Linked DNA regions of Homo sapiens: regions 1, 3 and 4 are each linked to region 2. Evidence: chromatin contacts called from ENCODE Hi-C or POLR2A ChIA-PET data. All regions are on one chromosome and are shown on one strand. Each heading gives the region's core, a stretch centred on a gene start or an enhancer-like site at or near the end of the contact. The rest is flanking DNA. Distances are from core to core; before and after follow the strand shown. Region 1 holds the start of ZNF573 (zinc finger protein 573). Region 2 holds the start of CATSPERG (catsper channel auxiliary subunit gamma). Region 3 holds the start of SARS2 (seryl-tRNA synthetase 2, mitochondrial). Region 4 holds the start of ZNF607 (zinc finger protein 607).

Region 1 (5,373 bases), core at 1,839-4,338, 560 kb before region 2:
GACTTAAATCTAAGACCTGAAACCATAAAAATTCTAGAAGATAACATTGGAAAAACTCTTCTACACATTGGCTTAGGCAAAGAGTTCATGACCAAGAACCCAAAAGCAAATGCAACACAAGTAAAGATAAATAGATGGGACTTAATTAAACTAAAAAGCTTCTGCACAGCAAAAGAAATAATCAGCAGAGTAAACAGACAACCCACAGGATAGGAAAAAGTATTCACAAACTGTACATCCAACAGAGGACTGACATCCAGAATCTACAAGGAACTCAAACAAATCAGCAAGAAAAAAACAAATAATCCCATCAAAAAGTAGGCTAAGGATATGAATAGACAATTCTCAAAAGAAGATATACAAATGGTCAACAAACATATGAAAAAATGCTCAACATCACTAATGATCAGGAAAATGCCAATAAAAATCACAATGTGATACCAATTTGCTCCCTAAGAATGACCATAATTTTAAAAAATCAAAAGATAATAGATGTTGCCATGGTTGTGGTGAAGAGAGAACACTTCTACACTACTGGTGGGAACAAAAACTAGTACAACCACTATGACAAACAGTATGAAGATTCCTTAAAAAACTAAAAGTAGAACTACCATTTGATCCAGCAATCCCACTAATGGGTATCTACCCAGAGGAAAAGAAGTCATTATATAAAATTATTTTATTTTTTTTTCAGTGATAGAGACAGGAGTCTCACCATGTTGGCCAGGCTGGTCTCGAACTCCTGGCCTTAAGTGATCTGCTGGCCTCAGCCTCCCAAAATGCTGGGATTACAGGTGTGAGCCACTGCACCCAGACAGAAGTAATTATATGAAAAAGACACTTGCACACACGTTTATAGCAGCACAATTGCAAAAATATGGCAACAGCCTAAATGCCCATCAACAAGTGGATAAAGAAAATTTGGTGTACGTACACATATATATACACTATGGAATACTACTCAGCCATAAAAAGGAATGAAATAACAGCATTGGATGCAACCTGAATGGAGTTGGAGACCATTATTCTAAGTGAAGTAACTCAGGAATGGAAAACCAAACATTACATGTTCTCATTTATGAGTGGAAGCTAAGCTATGAGGATGCAAAGACATAATAATGATATAATGGATCTCAGGAGGCTGAGGCAGGGGAATTGCTTGAACTCAGGAGGCAGAGGTTGCAGTGAACCGAGACTGCGCCACTGCACTCCAGCCTGGCCATAGAGCAAGCCTTTGTCATAAAAAAAAAAAAAAAAGCCGGTCGTGGTGGCTCATGCTTGTAATCCCAGCACTTTGGGAGGCCGAGGCGGGCAGATCACGAGGTCAGGAGACTGAGACCACGGTGAAACCCAGTCTCTAATAAAAATACAAAAAATTAGCCGGGCGTGGTGGCGGGCGCCTGTAGTCCCAGCTACTCGGAGAGGCTGAGGCAGGAGAATGGCCTGAACCCGGGAGGCAGAGCTTGCAAGTGAGCCGAGATCGCACCACTGCACTCCAGCCTGGGCGACAGAGCGAGACTCTGTCTCAAAAAAAAAAAAAAAAAAAAAGTAATATTTAAGAGGTGGTCTCTTGAAGTAACTAATACAAATTCTGTTGTTAGTCTTTTAGGATATGACTTTCAGATTTAAGCTCTGATACTTAATAAAATGTGTCTTAAAGTCTCATTGGTAAATTGGGAGAAAATGTCATTTAGCATATAAAATAGTCTGAAGATGAAGTAAAATAATCCACATAAGGCTGGGTGCGGTGGCTCACGCCTGTAATCCCAGCACTTTGGGAGGCCGAGGCGGGTGGATCATGAGGTCAGGAGTTCGAGACCAGCCTGGCCAAGATGGTGGGATTACAAGCATGCACCATCACGCCAGACTAATTTTTGTATTTTTAGTAGTGATGGGGTTTCGTCATGTTGGCCAGGCTGGTCTCGAACTCCTGACCTCAAGTGATCCGTCCGCCTTGGCCTCCTAAAATGGTGCGATTACAGGCGTGAGCCACCACACCCGGCCAAATATGAGAACGTTAATGAGATTCAGCTCAATGGCTCCCAACATCTACTGGAAAGAAAGCAGATTGGTATTAGGACATTCAGACACATTTCAGATGAAGTAAAACATACTCTAAAACCAGTAACCTTAGGAAAGAAAAAAGCCAACTAGCCTAAACATTGAGTTTTAGATGTGAAAGAATTTTTTTCCTCCTCATTAGAGTCCTTTTGAGGAATAGCAGGACCAGGGAGGGAGAAAAAAATCATGAGTTATCAGGCCTTTCCTTGAAGCACGGAATGCCTCCTTACACAATACCCTCCACGCCTTCCCTGTTCACACACTTTAACACATGGAGGTAGGAGAGAGGCTGGAATCTGGGTATGAGTTCACAGCAGGTTCCTGGGGTCAGAGCTCTGGGAAAGACGAGGTTCTGAGACAGGTAGCTCGCTCTCAGAGCTCACAAAGAAATAACCTCCCAGGCGTTTCCAATCTCACAGCAAGTCAATGCCTTCTTGCTGGAAAACTTGATGTAGAGTTCAGTATCCAACTTCCCTCTTGCAGACATTTTTTGTGTGTGTCAGCCGCAAGCAGCTGTGAGGAGGGAGGAGAGAAGCAGCAGCCGGGAACCTACAGCCAAGACTCAAAGTGACACCGCAGTGCCACCGCAATCAACGTACATGAAAAGGACAAGCACCTCATATCCCCGTCACGCAAGCACAGCCACTCACTCACCTGTCACAGCCTCACAACCGCACCCACCGTCAAGGAGGCACATCCCAGCCTCTCACACGCAGTTTCTCTGTCACACACTCTCAAACATTCCCCATCTGACATATACAACATTCTCTCACGTGCGCACTCAAATACCCTCCTCTGCTGTTCATGCACCCACGGGCCTGAGATTCCGATAACAACTGGCCGTCCACACTAGAGGCTTCCACGGTTAAAGGGCTTCCTCCACCACCCCGGCTGGTTTAGGTTGGGCTCCAACGTAACTTGATTGCCCAGAGCCCTCCCTGCGAGTACTCTGTGCCTGTTATATACTGAAATGAGTTCAACCCACCTTGCAAAAGAACCACGCGAAAACGGAAGGGAAGCCATAGATTGGGTGTTCCCGTTGCCCTCTGGGAAATGTAGTTTAAGCCTAAAGCTCCATGACCGCGGTGGCTTGTGGGAAAAGTGGCTCGGAACCCCAAATCCCGGTTAGATTGCAGGCACCGCCGGACGCTGGCTCCCGGAGGTTTTAGTTTTCCCTCTACCAGGAGTGTGAAGACACAGAGACTTATTGCGCTGGCGAAGATGGCTGAGGCGAAGGCGTGTCCGACTTGTCCTCGGAGTTCTGAGGGTTTCAGTGACCCCAGAAGGCTGAGAAGTGGAATCCGAACTCGAGGCTGCCCGAAGCCTCGGGCTGTTTGAGTGTAGAGCCGGTAGGGGAGGGCTTTCAAAGTGTGGCCGCGAGGGCGAGCGTGGGGGATCGGTTATGAGCTCCCGAGGGCGGGGACTCTGCTCTGTGTCCCCTGAGGAAGTCCAGTCTTGTTATAAGGTATGAGAAAAGTAACTTTTTAAAAATGGACAAATAATAATTGTATGTTTTATATACTGATAGGGTACAATATGCTGTTTTGATCTATGTTTACAATGCGAAATGATTAAATCAAGCTAATTAAATCCATCACCTCACTTTTTTGTGGTGAAAACATTTAAAATCTACTTTTAGCAATTTTGAAACATGCAACACATTATTTATGTAGTTGCTATTCTATGCAATCGATTAACAAAGTTTATTTCTCCTGACTAACTGAAATTTTGTACTGTTTTAATTAACATCTCCCTTTTCCCCATTTTTCAGTCTCTGGTAAACACCATTCTTTGCCTCTTAAGAGTTAGACTTTTTTAGATTCCACAAATACCACTTATGTGGTATTTGGTATTTATCTTTCTGTTACTGGCTTCTCTCACTTAGCATAATGTCCTCCTGGTTTATCCATGTTGTCACAGATGACAGAATTTTCCTTGTTTTATTTTTATTTTTTATTTATTTTTTAAAAATCTATTTACTTATTATTATTTTTTGAAACGGAGTTTCGCTCTTGTCACCCAGGCTGGAGTGCAGTGGCACAGTCTCAGCTCACTGCAACCTCTGCCTCCCCTGTTCAAGCGATTCTTGTGTCTCAGCCTCCCAAGTAGCTGGGATTATAGGCATGCGCCACCACGTCGGCTAATTTTTGTATTTTTAGCAGTGACAGGGTTTCACCATGTTGATCTGGCTGGTCTCGAACTCCTGACCTCAGGTGATCCACCCACCTTGGCCTCACAAAATGCTGCATTTACAGGCGCGAGCCACTGTGCCCGGCCGATTTTCCTCTTCTTAAAAAGTGAATAGTATTCCTTTATATATACATATATATATGTGTATAAGGTTATATACATAATATATATAATATGTAACATTTTCTTTATCCACTTATAACATGCTGGACACCTAGGTTGCTTCCGTATCCAATGCAGAATAATGCTGCAGTGAATGGTAGTGCAGTTATCTCTTCAGCATGCTGATTTCAATTCCTTTAGCTATACACCCACCGGTGGGGTTGCTGGAACATATAGTAATTCTATTTTTAGTTTCTGATGAATCTCCATATTATTTTCCATCATGGCTGTATTAATTTACATTGGGAAATGTACGTACTTTTGATGTTGTTGTGAATGGACTGGTTTATTCAATAAATTGTGTTAGGTACATTGACTAATAGTGTGTAGAAGTAAAGTTATATTTACTTAATTCTTAAAGGTATAGTCAAAACAGACTGAATAATTAAATGTAAAAATGATCTGGAGAAAACCTTTTTTTTTTTTTTTGAGATGGAGTCTCGCTCTGTTGCCCAGGCTGGAGTGCAGTGGCGCGATCTCGGCTCACTGCAATCTCTGTCTCCCGGGTTCAAGTGCTTCTCCTGCCTCCCGGGTTCAAGTGCTTCTCCTGCCTCAGCCTCCCAAGTAGCTGGGATTACAGGCATGTGCCACCACACCTGGCTAATTGTATATGTTTTAAAAAATTAACTTAGGAATAGATTTTCTAAGCTAAATTGAAGGGAAATGCTAAGGAAATAGTGAGATTTTACTTGATAATTATGTGTCTGAATGAATCAGCCAATTAATAAAATTAAAACAGACCTCGGGCCATGGTGCATGCCTGTCATCCCAGTACTTTGTGAGGCCAAGACAGAGATCGCTTGAGTCCAGGAGTTTGAGCCCAGCCTGAGCAACACATCAAAACGCTGTCTCTACAAAAAAATACAAAAATTAGCCAGGCGGGGTGGCTCATGCCTGTAGTCCCCACTACTTGGGAGGCTGAGGCAGGAGGATCACCTGAGCCTGGAGAAGTCGAGGCTG
Region 2 (5,291 bases), core at 1,236-3,735:
AAAAAAAAAGTAAAAATAAAACAAATTAACTGGATATGATGACTCGCATCTGCAGTTCCAGCTACTTGGGAGGCTGACATGGGAAGATCACTTGAGCCTGGGAGTTCGAGGCTGCAGCGAGCAATGATTGCGCCACTCCACTCCAGCCTGGGTGAGAGAGTGAGACCCCGTTTCTAAAAAAACAAAATAAAAAAAAAAGGGCTCTGGTACATGGCTACTGAGTTTCTTCCCCTAGAAGATGTCACCGTTCCCTAGCCTGCGGGGGTGGGCTGGGGTGGGAAGGATAGACCACCATCATCGGTTCATTTACATAAAACAACTATTATATGCGGTGCCTGGCAGGGCTGGGGGACAACAGAGGCAGAGAAAGCCATACACCCTGCCCTCACGGAGCTTGTGATCCAGTGGAAAAGAAACACCCATTTCCAGTCATGAGTGGCCTAGAGGGGCCAAGAGGTAGGATGAGGGCTGGTCATGTATCACAGAGAAGACCTAAAGGAAGGAAAGTGGTGGGCCCTGTTAAAAAGCATGGAATGGTATTCCAGAGGGCATTACTGAGTCTGCACAGGTCTGGAGCATGCATGGCTCACACCTGACCAAGGATATTCAAGTCGCTCCATGTGACCAGACTGTGGACCACAGAGGTCTAAGGGGGAGAGGGCAGATGAGCCAGATAGAATGACAGGGAGGAGAGTATGAGGGGCTCTGGAAACCGAGGGGTTTGGAAGTTTTCCTGAGGGCCTAGAGGGTCATGGAAGGTTCTAGAGCACTGGTTCTCAAGGTGTGGTCTCCAGACCACTAGTATCAGCATCACCTAGGAACTTGCCAGAAATACAAATTATCAGGCCCCACTCCAGATCTACTGAATGAAAAATTCTGGAAGTAGCCAGGTAGTTACTCAGGAGGCTGAGATGGGAGGCTCACATGAGGCCTGAAATTCAAGGCTAACCTGAGATAGGGTGTTGCTCTTTTGCCCAGGCTGAAATGCAGTGGTGTGATCACAGCTCACTGCATTTCCGTGTATTTCAGAGCTCACTGCAGCCTCAAACTCCTGGGCTCAAGTGGTCTTCCTGCCTCAACCTCCCAGGTAGCTGGGGTCACAGGGATGGACCACCACACTGGGCTAATTTAAAAAAATTGTTAGCAACAGGGTCTTACCATATTGCCCAGGCTGGCCTCAAGCGATCCTCCTACCTCAGCCTCCCAAAGTACTGGGATTACAGGTGTGCAGCACCACATCTGGCTTAATTTTTTTTTTTTTTTTTGAGACAGGGTCTCATTCTGTCGCCCAGGCTGGAGTGCAGTGGAGGGATCTCGGCTCACTGCAACCTCCGCCTCCTGGGTTCAAGCAACTCCTGCCTCAGCCTCCCGAGTAGCTGGGATTACAGGTGCCCGCCGCCATGCCCGGCTAATTGTTGTATTTTTTGGTAGAGACAAGGTTTTATCATGTTGGCCAGGCTGGTATCCAACTTCAGACCTCAAGTGATCCGCCTGCCTCAGCTTTCCAAAGTGCTGGGATTATAGGCATGAGCCACTATGCCCAGCCAGAGACTCCATCTTTAAAACAAAAACAAAAACTCAGGGTGTGGTACCCACCAACCTGGCTTACCCAGCCTTTTAGGTGAGTCTAATGCATGCTCAAATTTGAAAACCACTGGGTTAAACGTCTGGTCTGGAGTTCATCAAAAAGTCATGGCCTGAATCCTTACCTGTAAGGCATCAGAATGCAAATGAAAATTAACTTAATGAATATTTTACTTGAGCCGGGCACACTTCCCACAACAGTATAGGATGGCTGTCCTTGTCCTGTTTTGTAGAGGACGGTGCTAAGCAGCCTATTCATTCTCACAAGGTCTCCAGGAAACCACACTTTTTTAAGGAGTAGAATTTTGGGGTAGGGCCGGGCGCAGTGGCTCACGCCTGTAATCCCAGCACTTTGGGAGGCCGAGGCGGGTGGTTCGCCTGAGGTCAGGAGTCGAGACCAGCCTGGCCAACATGATGAAACCCCGTTTCTACTAAAAATACAAAAAATAAATTAGCCAGGCGTGGTGGCGGGAGCCTATAATCCCAGCTACTCGGGAGGCTGAGGCAGGAGAATCGCTTGAATCCGGGGCAGGGGCGCGGAGGTTTCAGTGAGCCGAAATCGCGCCACTTCACACTCCAGCCTGGGAGAAAGAGCGAAACTCCGTCTCAAAAAAATATATATATATATATATTTGGGTAGGAAGCACAAGTAGGGACCGTGCTTGCTGCCAGAACAACCAATAGAAACTCCTTGAAGGCCTTCCTGGCACAAACGTAGTCTCCAGCACCCTCTGCCGACCAGGCCCCGCGCCCTCAGTGCTGAGACAGCCTCCAGCCCTCGGTGCCTTAGGGGTTGCGCGTCACCTTGGAGACCGCGTGAGAGGAGGGCGTGCCTCTGCAAAGGCGGAAGTCGGCTGTGGAAGTGTGGGCGGCCATTTTGAGACCGGGCAAGAGGGGCGGGACTGGTGCGGCCGAGTGACAGTTGACCGGTTTTAACCAAGTGACTGGTACCACGGGGCCGGGGAAAAAGCTGTGCCATCCAGGGGCGGGGGGATGCCGGGGACGGGGAGGAACTAGGAAGGGGAGGGGAAGGGGAAGGCGAGAAGGGGAGAGGCAGGGGAAAGAGGGGAAGAGTCGTGGGAGCTGGGAGAGGAGGGAAAGAGGGGAAGAGTCGTGGGAGCTGGCAGAGGAGGGAAAGGGGGAGCCGAACGTGAAGGGCGAAGGGCGGGGCGGGGCAGGAGAGTCGGGGTATAGAGCAGGCAGGTGTTAATGGCATGGGAAGGAAGAGTAAGAAGTGGGGCAAGAAGGTGTCGCGGTACGAGGGGAAGGTGAGACTCAAGAAGGTGCCGGCTAAGAAGCTGGTGCCGGCGTGGAAGGAGAAGGTGTGGGGCGAGGAAACAACGAAGGGCGAGGAAAGATCCCGAGGCGAAGAGACAGTTTTCATCGAGAAGGGGCAGGGCGAGGAGGAGGGGCGTTACCAGAGGGCGGGACGGGGCGACGGGCCCGCGCGGGAAGAACCAATCGCCGAGAACCCGGGGAAGGAACGGGTCCATAAAGACCAAGTGGAGGAGTAGGGGCGCGGTCAGGAGCGGAAGCAGAGTGAGGAGCAAGCCCCGGGCGAGAAACGGGGGCCCGGCCGGGAGCAAGAGCAGGGGCGGGGCCGGGAGCAAGAGCAGGGGCGGGGCCCGGAGACGGGCGAGACCAGGTACAGTACCCAGCCCCTGGGCAGACCCCGAGCGAGGAGAAAGCGGCGATACCAAGAGAAGTGCGAGGGTGGGGCAAGAGGTTGGGGCACAGCCGGGTGGAAGTACACGGGTGCGATCGCAGGCAGAAGCAGTACGGGGGAACTTAAGAGGGGGACTGTCAAAGCGAGAAATAGAAACCAAGACCAGGTGAAGAGCAAGAGTGGAATACAGGGAGGGGGCGGAATAAGGAGCAAGGTGAGGATAAAGTTAAAGGAAGAGACGTGGAGGCGGCGGGGCGGAACGAGGCGGAGGAGCAGGGGTGTGGCCAGAAACATTAGTAGGGCTGGGGCCCGGAGCAATAGCAGAGGTGCGATACCCACGAGGGTCGGGGGCAGGGCCAGGAGCAAGAGCAGGGGCGGGACCAGGAGCAAGTGCAGAGGCGGAGCCAGGAACAAGAGCAGAGGCGGGGCTAAAAGTCCGTGCGGGGGCAGGGCCAGGAGCAAGAGCAGGGGCGGGACCAAGAGCAAGTGCAGGGGCGGGGCCAGGAGCAAGAGCCGGGGCGTGGCCAGGAGCAAGTGCTGTGAGAGGCGCAGAAGCGAGGTGGAATCTTAAAAGTGGGCTCCAGAGAGCTGTCCGGCGCGTGGGTGTTGACTCCTGCGTTCTCCAGGTTCTAGCCACGTTATGTGCGGCCCAGCCATGTTCCCTGCCGGTCCTCCGTGGCCCAGAGTCCGAGTCGTGCAGGTGCTGTGGGCCCTGCTGGCAGTGCTCCTGGCGTCGTGGAGGCTGTGGGCGATCAAGGATTTCCAGGAATGCACCTGGCAGGTTGTCCTGAACGAGTTTAAGAGGGTAGGCGAGAGTGGTGTGAGCGACAGCTTCTTTGAGCAAGAGCCCGTGGACACAGTGAGCAGCTTGTTTCACATGCTGGTGGACTCACCCATCGACCCGAGCGAGGTGAGGGGACCAGGGTCAAGTGAACCAGAGGGATTTTGAACCCGCACTCCACTCATTTCTGGACGTGTGGCCTAACCTCTCTTTGCAGAAATACCTGGGCTTCCCTTACTACCTGAAGATCAACTACTCCTGCGAGGAAAAGGTGAGTGGGTGCAGCACGGATAGGCTCATTCTATGAGCCTTGGTTTTCCCACCTCTAACATTTTTATTTATTTATTTATTTTATTTTTTTGAGACGGAGTCTTGCGCTGTTGCCCAGACTGGAGTGCAGTGGCGCGATCTCGGCTCACTGCAACCTCCGCCTCCCGTGTTCAAGCGATGCTCCTGCCTCGGCCTCCCAAGTAGCTGGAACTACAGGCATGTGACACCACGCCCGGCTAATTTTTGTATTTGGTAGAGACAGGGTTTCACCACGTTGCCCAGGCTGGTCTCAAACTCCTGACCTCATGTGATCCACCTGCCTCAGACTCCCAAAGTGCTGGGATTACAGGTGTGAGCCACCGTGCCTGGCCCCCATCTCAATATGTGGTAGCACCATCCAACCCTGGTGGCTTTAAGGATTCAAGAAGGCTGTCTGTGTACAGTTCCCAGTAACCCACCAAGCACCTAGTAGGTGCTCAAGTAAGCTTTTTTGTTCCATGTTTTTTTTGTTTTGTTTTGTTTTTGAGACGGAGTCTCGCTCCGCCCAGGCTGGATTGCAGTGGCGCGATCTCGGCTCACTGCAAGCTCCGCCTCCTGGGTTCACACCATTCTCCTGCCTCAGCCTCCCAAGTAGCTGGGACTACAGGCGCCTGCCACCACGCCCGGCTAATTTTTTGTATTTTTAGTAGAGATGGGGTTTCACCGGGTTAGCCAGGATGGTCTCGATCTCCTGACCTCGTGATCCGCCCGCCTCGGCCTCCTAGAGTGCTGGGATTACAGGCGTGAGCCACCTCACCCGGCCTTGTTCCAGGTTTTTAAAGCTATGAGTAGGAGTTTACCATATATATAATTCACACACCATAAAATTCACCATTGTTATTTTTGTTATTTTTCTGAGGCAGGGTCTCACTCTGTTACCCAGGCTGGAGTGCAATGGTGAAATCACAGCTCATTGCAGCCTTGACCTCCTGGGCTCAAGTGAACCTTCTG
Region 3 (4,926 bases), core at 135-2,634, 590 kb after region 2:
TCCCTGTCTCAACAAAAAATACAAAAGTTTAGCCGGGCGTGGTGGTGTCTGCCTGTAGTCCCAGCTACACGGGAGGCTGAGTGGGAGGATTATTTGAGCTCAGGAATTCAAGGTTCCAGTGAGCTATAATTGTACCACTGTACTCCATCCTGCCATCCTGGGCGACAGAACAACACCCTATCTCAAAAAAAAAAAAAAAAAAAGTGGATTCTAGGCCAGAAAGCACAGGTTAAAATTCCCACTCTGCCACTTCCCAGTTGCATGACCTAGCGCAAGTGAATTAGCTTCTCGAAGCCTTAGTTTCCCCTCTGATAAAATGGGAGAAATAATGGCACCTACTTCATAGAGTTGCTGTGAAAATTAAACGAGGTTAAAGTGAATAAAGCACTTCAAACAGGCTGGGAGGGGAGTCCAAGAGAGGAATGGGAAGACGTGGGGACCCCACTATCGTTAGCACCTCAACACAGAGATATTGTGAACCCGGTCCTAATTCCCTTTTATAAGTGCTAGCAATTTTATTATTATTCACCGCATATTTGCAACATCTAGAACACCGGAATATAGCAGTTGCACCTTAAGTATCAGTTTAATAGAACCATTCATTAATGGATTCATTCATTCATTCATTAACTCTATTTAACTGCCTGCTATGTGTGGCGGAGGTGCACAACTCTCCCTACCTCTCTCTCTAAACGCAAGAGCTCCACCACACCCCAGCCCTGACCCCGTCCGATTCACACTTGGCTCCCCATTTTCCTTTGTGGTCTTAGGGAAAGGCTGGCATGAGGTTGCAGCACGGAGGGCAATGTCACATAGCAAGTTCCTAAAGGACAGGAGGTACCCAGCGAGCAGTATGAAACAAGCGCATAATGGGTGTCCAGGACACAGTAGGCATTCTTGGCACATAGTAGGGCCTCAGCACTCACTGGACAACTGGCACATAAGTGGGTGCCATGCACAAGACGTTGGCTAACTTGGGAAATAACTAAAATTCCTACTACAGGTTCGCCCCCTGCCGGAGGGCATCTTGCAAACCCAATTCTTCCGTAAAGCAAACGTCTGCGCCCCCCGGCCGGCGCAGGCGCACTCACGATCGCGGGCAGGTCCGCCGAGCGCAGCTCCCCCTTGCGGAGCTCCAGGGCGTGTGCGGCCTCTTCTGGGCATGCGCAGAACCGCTCTATGTCCAGCTGAGGGAGTGCGCTGTAGCCCTCGCGCGCATACTCGTACAGGAGGTTCCGGTTTCGTTTCTCTGTAGTGAAACTTCTCCTTGGACTATCGTTGGAGATGCAGCCTCCCCGGGGCCGGAACCCCCGACGAGTCAGCAAAGGCCACAAGCGCCGCGCCATGGACGCAGCCATCTTGGACCGGGAACAAGGCGGCACTTCGTCCCGCCCACTCCGCGTTTAGACCAATTGCAAGGCAGCGAACCTGACCGTGACGAGCCAATCAGATCCTGAGGAAAGTTGACCGCGATAGAGTCCTTCGTCGCCCAATCGTCGTCTGTGTCCCGCCTCTTCAGTGACGCGAGGCAGAACCAGCCAATCCCTGCACGGATAGCGCCCGGAAGAGGCTAGAAGCTGGATTCAGCGTGTCCGCGACCTCACCTTTAGGTCCTGTGAGGTCGGTGGAATCCTGGGGTCCTCCAAATCTACCAGGCCATCTCCCCAGTTTCCCAGTTCTTCCTGCGTGCGGGCGAGAGTGGTTGGGCCCTCGGGAACCCACTCAGAGCGAGGCTAAATTTACGGAGGGACTTTCTGTTAGCAGCATGAGGGCCTGTGGTTAGACCTATAGAGGTATTTCCTTTGATTTAAGCCAGAAAGTCCTGAGAGCGGATCGGGGAGCATTTGCGGATCGGTCACTTTTTCCTCCTTTCTGAGTCTCTTATCCCCTACCACAGGGACGGCCCAGGTGGCAGGATGTCCTGGTCTGGCCTTCTCCATGGCCTCAACACGTCCCTAACTTGTGGTAAGTGGGGGACTTGGGCTTCAGGGACGAGGCTAGAGGGGGAGGGTTATTCGCTCTTGGACTTGTGTGCCTCCGTCGGAGCCCCGAGGGAAACGGGGGTGGAAAAACACGGTGGGGTTTTGGCAGAGCTAGGGCTGCTAGAGCAAGAGGTGGGAAGCAGCTGCATGGAGGGCTACTGCGTGTCAAGCGGCGTTTGGGTCAGTTTTATTATTTATTTATTTAAGATCTCCCTCTGTCGCCCAGGCTGAAGTGCAGCGGTGTGATCACAGCTCACTGCAGTCTCGACCTCCTGGGCTCAAGTGATCCTCCCGCCTCAGCCTCCCAAGTAGCTGGGACCACAGGCCTGCAGAACCACAACCAGCTAACTTTTTGATTCTTTGTAGAGAGGGAGGTCTCCCTGTGTCGCCCAGTCTGGCCTTAACTCCTGAGCTCAAGTGACCCTCCACAGCCTCCAAAAGTGCTAGGATTACATGCATGAGCCACTGAGCCTACTATTATTTTAAACAGCATTAAAAATAATGCTTCCTGGCCAGCCGTGGTGGCTCACGCCTGTAATCCCAGCACTTTGAGAGGCCGAGGTCAGGAGTTCGAGACCAGCCTGACCAACATGGTGAAACCCCGTCTCTACTTAAAAATACGAAGATTAGCCGAGCGTGGTGGTGGGTGCCTGTAGTCCCAGCTGCTCAGGAGGCTGAGACAGGAGAATTGCTTGAACCCAGGAGGCAGAGGTTGCAGTGGGCCAAGATTGAGGTACTGCACTCCAGCCTGGGCGACAGAGTGAGACTTTGTCTCAAAAAAAAAAAAGAAAAAAAAAAAAAAGGTAATGCTTCCTTGAAGAATAAAGAGTTACTTTTGTCTGTAGATAACATTAGATGTGAACAAATGCATCTTTGTAAAGTGCTTTAAACAATGCCTAAAACACCAAAATTGAGTTGCTACTACTCTAAGATCTGTTCTCTGGGATAATAACCCCTTTCGGCCCTCTCCAGGCCCAGCTCTGGTTCCCCGGCTCTGGGCTACCTGCTCCATGGCTACCCTGAACCAGATGCACCGCCTGGGGCCCCCCAAGCGGCCGCCTCGGAAGCTGGGCCCCACGGAAGGCCGGCCGCAGCTGAAGGGTGTGGTCCTGTGCACGTTTACCCGCAAGCCGAAGAAGCCCAACTCAGCCAATCGCAAGTGCTGTCGAGTGCGGCTCAGCACTGGCCGCGAGGCCGTCTGCTTCATCCCTGGGGAGGGCCACACCCTGCAGGAGCACCAGATTGTCCTTGTGGAGGGCGGCCGCACCCAGGACCTGCCAGGCGTCAAGCTCACCGTTGTGCGTGGCAAGTACGACTGTGGCCACGTGCAGAAGAAGTGACGGCTGGGGGCACAGTGGGCTGGGCGCCCCTGCAGAACATGAACCTTCCGCTCCTGGCTGCCACAGGGTCCTCCGATGCTGGCCTTTGCGCCTCTAGAGGCAGCCACTCATGGATTCAAGTCCTGGCTCCGCCTCTTCCATCAGGACCACTATTAAGCCATAGGAGTCCTGGGGGTGCAAAGGGTGCCCCTCTGTCAACACCCTTGGCTCCTGTGTTTAGAGGGGTGGCCTGAAGGACCTTTTCTGCTGGGACAAGACACTGTACTGCCCTCTGCTGGGAAGGGGTTTTAATAAACAGACCCTGGCGCTTGTGATGTAAATCCCCTTGTGGAGTATTTGCCCTCTGTGTGGCTGTGGCAGTGGACATCTCTGAGCTTCAGTTTCCTCCAGAAAATAGCTCCATTGGTGGTATCTCCTTTGTTTGGTTTGGTGAAGATTAAATTCGATGCTCTATGTGCATAACACGCACGGAGGGCTCTTTTTTTTTTTTTTAGACAAAGTCTCACTCTGTTGCCCAGGCTGGAGTGCAGTGGCCTGATCTCAGCTCACTGCAACCTCTGCCCCCCGGGTTCATATGATTCTCCTGCCTCAGCCTCCCGAGTAGCTGGGATTGTAGGCACACACCACCAGGCCTGGCTAATTTTTGTATTTTTAGTAGAGACAGCGTTTCACCATGTTGGCCAGGCTGGTCTCAAACTCCTGAGCTCGGGTGATCTGCCCACCTTGGCCTCCCAAAGTGCTGGGATTACAGGCGTGAGCCACCACGCCTGGCAGAGGGCTACTGTATTTTAAGCTTAGGAGTCAGGTAGGTGGCACAGAGGCCCAGGTCTTCTTCCTGCAGGCCATGGGTTCTGGGCACATAAACTCTGCCCTCAAGCATGGACAGCTGGAAAATGGCAGTAATTGTAATGTTGATGTGGAAGGGGTGTGGAAAGGATTCAATGGGGTGTGCTGCTCCACACCCGGGAGCTGTTCTTTTATTTTATACGTGTGTGTGTGTGTGTGTGTGTGTGTGTGTGTTTGTGTGTGTTTGTGTAGAGAGAGAGACAGAGTCTCACTGTGTTGTCCAGGCTGGAGTGCGGTTCTATGATCAAAGCTTACTTCAGCCTTGACCTCCTGAGCTCAATAGATCCTCCCGCCTCAGCCTCCTGAGTAGTCAGGACCACAGGTGTGTGCCACCACACCTGGCTAACTTTTCCATTTTTTTAGAGTGGGAATCTGGCTTTGTTGTCCAGGCTGGTCTCGAACTCTTGGCCTCAAGAGATCCTTCCACCTTGGCCTCCTAAAATGCTGGATTATAGGTGTGAGCCACTATTATATTATATAATAATATAAAATTATTACTGGGTTCACCTGAGCTCAAATTCTGCTCCCCGTCATAATTGCTATGAGACCTGGCTATGTTGGTTCCCCCTATGGGCCTCGGTTTCCTCCCTTGGAAAATGGCACTGATGATAATGCTGACTGCACCTGATCATGTTTTTGGCCATGTAAGATTTAAGAAGTGGGGCCAGGTGCAGTGGCTCATGCCTGTAATCTCAACACTTTGGGAGGCCGAGGTGGGCCGACCACTTGAGGTCAGGAGTTTGAGACCAGCCTGGCCA
Region 4 (5,362 bases), core at 2,407-4,906, 620 kb before region 2:
GTTGCAACACATTGACTTACAGATCTAATGGGCTTTGTGATTCATGAAAGGGGTAGCCTCCATTGTACAAAATAGCGTAAGAGCTCCTACTGAGCAATGGAGAAACAGTGGATTTTGTAAGGTGGAAACAAATAAGAGAACTATAGAAAAAAAAATTGATTGGTGACTATCAGGCTACTTCAGTTTACTTTTTTCTGGAAGGTTAAGCGGAGGTCATTTCCTTATTATGCTGACTCAGGTAGACTGGAGTCTCCTGTTTTCAGGAAAAACTGATCTGTTTGGAACTCTACCTGCTCCCTTAAAGTTTCAGTTTTGTAATGTGGCTTTTAGCATGAGTGACTTCATTTTGGTTTAGTCTGGTCTGTTGGAGCCTAGTGCAGAAGCTCAGTCCAAAGTAATGGTGTCTCATCATACTGGTTTTATATCCATGGTTGGGTTAGATTCCTTTTTCTAACTAAAAGTAGGAGTCTGTCTATTTCATTAATTCTCTTCTGTAAAGACAAAACCACACACAAGTGCTCACACATGAAAACTGAAAACATATACACCCAAATTTGTAAAGTGATTCTCTCTGGGCAGGGAGGTTTGGGTTATTCTAAATTTCTTCTTTGAAACTATCTTAGGGAGTGAAATTTTTGTGACGAAACTGCCTTAATTCCATCATCATAAATATAACTTCAAGATATTTCAAAGTAGTAATAAACTATTTCTAAAAGTATCCTTATGGGGAGAGGGTACATGTGTCATTAAAAGAAATCTAAATATTAGGCCTAGAATGAAAAATCAGCGTGACTAAAACATGTAACTCTTTGTCTTCTTGAACAGCCTTTAGCTGTGTTTCTTCTACATAACTAGAAACAATTCACTATAAAGATTCTTTCCTTAGTGGACAGGGAAATGGCTTCTGCACATCTAATGGGAACAGGTACACAAAATAGGTCCAATAATTTGGGGCACACATTATATGCTCAGTAAATGTAGCCACAACCCTTTCATTCCTCTCTGAAAAACCAATTAAATAATCATTTTGGATACAATCCTTGCAAAAGTTTTTGCAAAATTCCCTTTGTTTAATTTTAATTTTAAATTTTATTTTTTTGAGACGGAGTCTCGCGCTGTCGCCCAGGCTGGCGTGCAGTGGCTCGATCTCGGCTCACTGCAAGGTCCGCCTCCCAGGTTCACACCATTCTCCTGCCTCAGTCTCCCGACTAGCTGGGACTACAGGCGCCCACCACCACGCCCGGCTAATTTTTTGTATTTTTAGTAGAGACGGGGTTTCACCATGTTAGCCAGGATGGTCTCAATCTCCTGACCTCATGATCTGCCCGCCTCGGCCTCCCAAAGTGCTGGGATTACAGGCGGAAGCCACTGTGCCAGGCCCAAAATTCCATTTTTAAAAAATGAGCTGCGGCTGGGCGTGGTGGCTCACGCCTGTAATCCCAACACTTTGGGAGGCCAAGGTGGGTGGATCACCTGAGGTTGGGAGTTCAAGACCAGCCTGACCCACATGGAGAAACCCCGTCTCTACTAAAAATACAAAAAAAAAAAAAAAATAGCCAGGCATGGTGGCCCATGCTTGTAATCTCAGCTACTCAGGTGGCTGAGGCAGGAGAATCGCTTGAACCCGGGAGGCGGAGGTTGCAGTGAGCAGAGATCGCACCATTGCACTCCAGCCTGGGCAACAAGAGCGGAACTCAGTCTCAAAAAAAAAAAAAAAAAAAAAAAAGAAAGAAAAAGAGTTGCATATATAGTTTGAGAACTGTGATCCACCACTGTAACTCTAAATAGTGTTAAACATTAGATCACAGCTATTTATCCTGTGACAGATTCTTTACAAACATAAATCTTATTATTTGTATAATATCCAATCCCTTGGACGCTGTATAATTTTCTTAACCATTCCCATAATCTCGTTCATTAGTTTTCTGCAAAACCATTCAAAGGTATAAAACTCTTTGATTCCAGATCTAAAACCTGAGTCTAAATAATTTGGATTATGGACATCCTAGAAAAATGCAAATTAACAAACATGTACAGGAATTCTTTATAGAATTTCAGGGGGTTTGTGATGTCCCTTATGCCCATAAGGGCATTGGTCTACAGACAGTACACCAATGACCGAGAATTCCTATTTTGGAAAACTTAAATTCTGGCTCACTTCCTTCACATCACGGCTAAGTTCATATTCTTGTTGCTTTTGATCTACAGAAATCCAAAACGGAATATCCAAAATTGCCTCATAATACTTAGCGCTTATGTTTCCCCCCTCCAAGGCTGCAGGCGCGTAATTTCATACACACGACCAGAAGGAAGTATGTTGGATGGAACCTGCAATCATCCTTCACTGCAGGTTCTTGGGGTCAGAATTCAAGGCCGTGTTTGTTAAACATGTAAATGAAACTCCAAGAACCGGGAGGTGGGGGCGGAGTAACAACCCTTTTCAGGAGGGAATCCTACACTCGAAACTGACAAACCCTGCCAGACCAAATTTTAGTCAGGCTACTACACCTTCAGCTAGGCCCATCTGTACACTTCACTGTAAAATCTGGCTATAGCAAAGAACTATTCTAAGTCAGTTTAGCAAGACCCTTTCGCCTCCGTATCTTCATCCTCCACCGTCCCCCAGGTCTCTCTCTCCAGAAATAATCCTGTTAGGTGCGTTTAGTCAGAATCTTCCTTAACCCAGACATTTCCTCTTAGTAATTTCTCATCCAGTGATCCCTAACCTTCTTGGCTATAAATTCCCACTTGTTCATGCTGAATTCGGAGTTGAGCCCAATGTCTGTTACCCACTGCAAAATCTCACAGCCGGGATCCCAATACCTACCACCATGGTCCTGAATAAAGGGTTCTTTGCATGCTTTAACAAGTGTCACTGAATACTTTTTTATTTAACAGAATCTATCATACCTTTCTTAAGGGCAATTACTCTTCTAAGCTTCTCATCCTATCTGTTTCTTCTCACTGGAAATCTTCATCTAAGACTCAGTATCTGATTTCCCATTGGGACCATTTCTCTGTTGTAGTCGTACTAGGCTGAGGAAGGCACAGGAAGCAGCAGGGAACCTGGAGCCAAGGGTCAATAGACCCCACAGAGCCCAGCGAAGCACGCTTTACAAAGGACACACACGGCATGTACAGGTCACACAAGGTCGACTACGCACCCCTCACAGTCCCGCAACTGCACCCACGTCACACAGGCAAGCCGGTCCTGTCGCCGCTGCGCGGTCTCTCACGCTCCCCGCCTGTCTCCTAGAGACGGGCCCCTCCTCCGCAGCTCCAGCACCCTAGGGCCTGAGGAGGCGGGAGACTCGCCCGGCCCGCCTGGGGGCCTCCGCGCTCTGAGCGCCTCCTGCAGCCCCACTCTCACCGCCACGCAGGGTACCACGCGGGCGGCGGGCTGGGGCTGCAGAGGCTCCCGCAGTGACCTGCGCCGCCTTCTTCAGGTGGAACCAAAAGGTCCCGGAACCGGAGCCAGGGGTCCAAGTTTTCTCCGTTGCCTTTGTAATATGTAGTCCAAGCCAGAACAGTCAGGACCGCAGGTACCGGTGAGAAATGGAGTCCAGAATCCTAAAAACCTACGAGAAATACGGCAGCGACCACTTGGACCGCGCCTCCCACCCACCGCTCGAGCCCCGGAGACTTCTGGGAGTGGCCGCCTTGCCTCGAGTGCGCATGCGCAGATCGGCCACTACTGGGCCCCTGGCCTGAGGCTTAGGGTGGAGTTAGTGCGTTCTTAGGGCCAGTAGGAGGCGAGTCTGAGTAGAAACTGATCCAGGTAGCCTCGGAAGGGATCACCTGCTGGATGGGTGTGAGCTCCTCAGGGTGGGGCGCCGAAACCCTCATGGCTCCTGAGGTAGAGCCGGCCTCCTTGGTAACACATGGGACTGGGACTTTTAATACCACCCGACAGGCCCAGCTTGTCTCGTCAAGCGCTAAGTAAATGGACTCACGTCCTATATGAGGGTTTGAAGTTCCATCACATTCTTCAATACATGACATTATGTTCTTCATCTTTGGACACGAATATATTTGACTAAAAATTTGACTAAAAAATCATCTGAAGAAATAACTGCTAAATAGTTTTATTATTTTTGTTCTGGAATAGGCTTCTTGAAGATAAAATAAGAAATTTAAAAAATTTTTTTGATCCTTCATGTAATACTTTGTAAATCTTCATAGTTATTTAGAAGCATCCAAAATTTCCAAATGGTAAAAAACGAATAAGAAAAATTTTTAGGTAAGTAAATTTGGGGGAAATATTTACAACAGCTAAAACGGACAAATATTTAATAGTCCGAATTTCCTGTTTCTTTGGCTTAATAAAATATTGATGAATACAGGCTGGGCACGGTGGCTCACGCCTTTAATCCCAGCATTTTCGGAGGCCAAGGCAGGAGGATCAGTTGAGGCCAGAAGTTCAAAACCAGCCTAAGAAACATAGTGAGACACCCCTCTCCTCCTCCCAAACTCTACCAAAAATGAAAGTTAGCCTGGTGTGGTGGCACACGCCTGTGGGCCCAGCTATTCCAAAGACAAAGGTAGGAGGATCAGTTGAGCCCGGAAGTTCAGGCTTCAGTGAGGTATGATGGTGTCACCGCACTCTGGCCTGAGCAACAGAGCAAGACCTTGTCTCAAAAAATAAATAAGTAAAATTAATTTAAAAATAAAAAATATTTGTCTATACCCTAAGAGGAAAAGGAACAAAACTAAAAAATCACCATTCAAAAATACAAATAGTCAAGGAAAAAAAACTATTAAAGTTACAATTTAAGAACTTATTGATCACTTTTTCTTCTCTTAATTAGTTCTTGGATTTGTTGCTCCTGAATCTCCTGAATAATCTCTCAGAAATACCACACATAGATCAATGGATTAAATTGACTCCACATATTATTTTCTTTTTCTTTTTTCTCTTTTTGAGACGGAGTTTTGCTCTAGTTGCCCAGGCTGGAGTGCAATGGCACGATCTTGGCTCACTGCAACCTCCACCTCCCAGGTTCAAGCGATTTTCCTGCCTCAGCCTCCTGAGTAGCTGGAATTACAGGCATGCATCACCATGCCCAGCTAATTTTGTATTTTTAGTAGAGACAGGGTTTTACCATGTTGGTCAGGCTGGTCTCGAACTCCCAACCTCAGATGATCTGCCCGCCTTGGCCTCCCAAAGTGCTGGGATTATAGGCATGAGCTACTGCGCCCGGCTCCACATACTATTTTCAACAAGGATACCAAGGCATTTTAAGGAAGGGAAGAGTAGTCTTTGTTGAAAAGACTGGAATTAGAGATGCACATAGAAAGGAATGAATTGAGTTCCCTGCCTCTCACCATATACAAAATCAACTCAAAATGGATCAAACACCTA

Evidence for each region. A loop is a pair of places that touch in the nucleus more often than their neighbours do. ChIA-PET counts read pairs that join two places held with the same protein, here RNA polymerase II (POLR2A). Pooled maps may share reads with other maps.
Region 1: a loop to region 2 is called in a map of CD8-positive, alpha-beta T cell, with 11 times the contacts of the local background. The contact joins the promoter of ZNF573 here to the promoter of CATSPERG in region 2. A Hi-C loop is called at or near these places in 3 of 168 maps with a recorded cell type or tissue (B cell, CD8-positive, alpha-beta T cell and breast epithelium), 5 of 37 single-sample maps with no recorded cell type and 9 of 50 pooled maps. POLR2A ChIA-PET finds 5 or more read pairs at or near these places in 1 of 52 experiments (activated CD8-positive, alpha-beta memory T cell).
Region 3: a map of CD8-positive, alpha-beta T cell shows a loop between it and region 2 (36-fold over the local background). The contact joins the promoter of SARS2 here to the promoter of CATSPERG in region 2. A Hi-C loop is called at or near these places in 3 of 168 maps with a recorded cell type or tissue (CD8-positive, alpha-beta T cell, gastrocnemius medialis and naive thymus-derived CD4-positive, alpha-beta T cell), 8 of 37 single-sample maps with no recorded cell type and 17 of 50 pooled maps. POLR2A ChIA-PET finds 5 or more read pairs at or near these places in 5 of 52 experiments (BJ, HCT116, MCF 10A and 2 more).
Region 4: a map of B cell shows a loop between it and region 2 (5-fold over the local background). The contact joins the promoter of ZNF607 here to the promoter of CATSPERG in region 2. A Hi-C loop is called at or near these places in 1 of 168 maps with a recorded cell type or tissue (B cell), 2 of 37 single-sample maps with no recorded cell type and 4 of 50 pooled maps.

What each region holds. Positions count from the first base shown.
Region 1 is chr19:37,776,498-37,781,870 of GRCh38, forward strand. It overlaps ZNF573 (zinc finger protein 573), which reads right to left and starts at 3,089. Exons shown (of 5, transcript NM_001172690.2): 1 at 3,047-3,089. RefSeq lists enhancers at 2,577-3,240, 3,032-3,326, 3,033-3,382, 3,241-3,903.
Region 2 is chr19:38,333,345-38,338,635 of GRCh38, forward strand. CATSPERG (catsper channel auxiliary subunit gamma) reads left to right here and starts at 2,486. Exons shown (of 29, transcript NM_021185.5): 1 at 2,486-2,531; 2 at 3,877-4,160; 3 at 4,249-4,302. The coding sequence starts at 3,891. RefSeq lists enhancers at 2,225-2,519, 2,324-2,533 and silencers at 2,654-2,733, 3,104-3,273.
Region 3 is chr19:38,929,379-38,934,304 of GRCh38, forward strand. It overlaps SARS2 (seryl-tRNA synthetase 2, mitochondrial), which reads right to left and starts at 1,385. Exons shown (of 16, transcript NM_017827.4): 1 at 1,092-1,385. The coding sequence starts at 1,358. It overlaps MRPS12 (mitochondrial ribosomal protein S12), which reads left to right and starts at 1,566. Exons shown (of 3, transcript NM_033362.4): 1 at 1,566-1,620; 2 at 1,898-1,965; 3 at 2,955-3,790. The coding sequence starts at 1,917. The coding sequence ends at 3,322. RefSeq lists an enhancer at 1,010-1,469.
Region 4 is chr19:37,716,105-37,721,466 of GRCh38, forward strand. ZNF607 (zinc finger protein 607) reads right to left here and starts at 3,657. Exons shown (of 5, transcript NM_032689.5): 1 at 3,165-3,657. RefSeq lists silencers at 3,159-3,248, 3,309-3,418.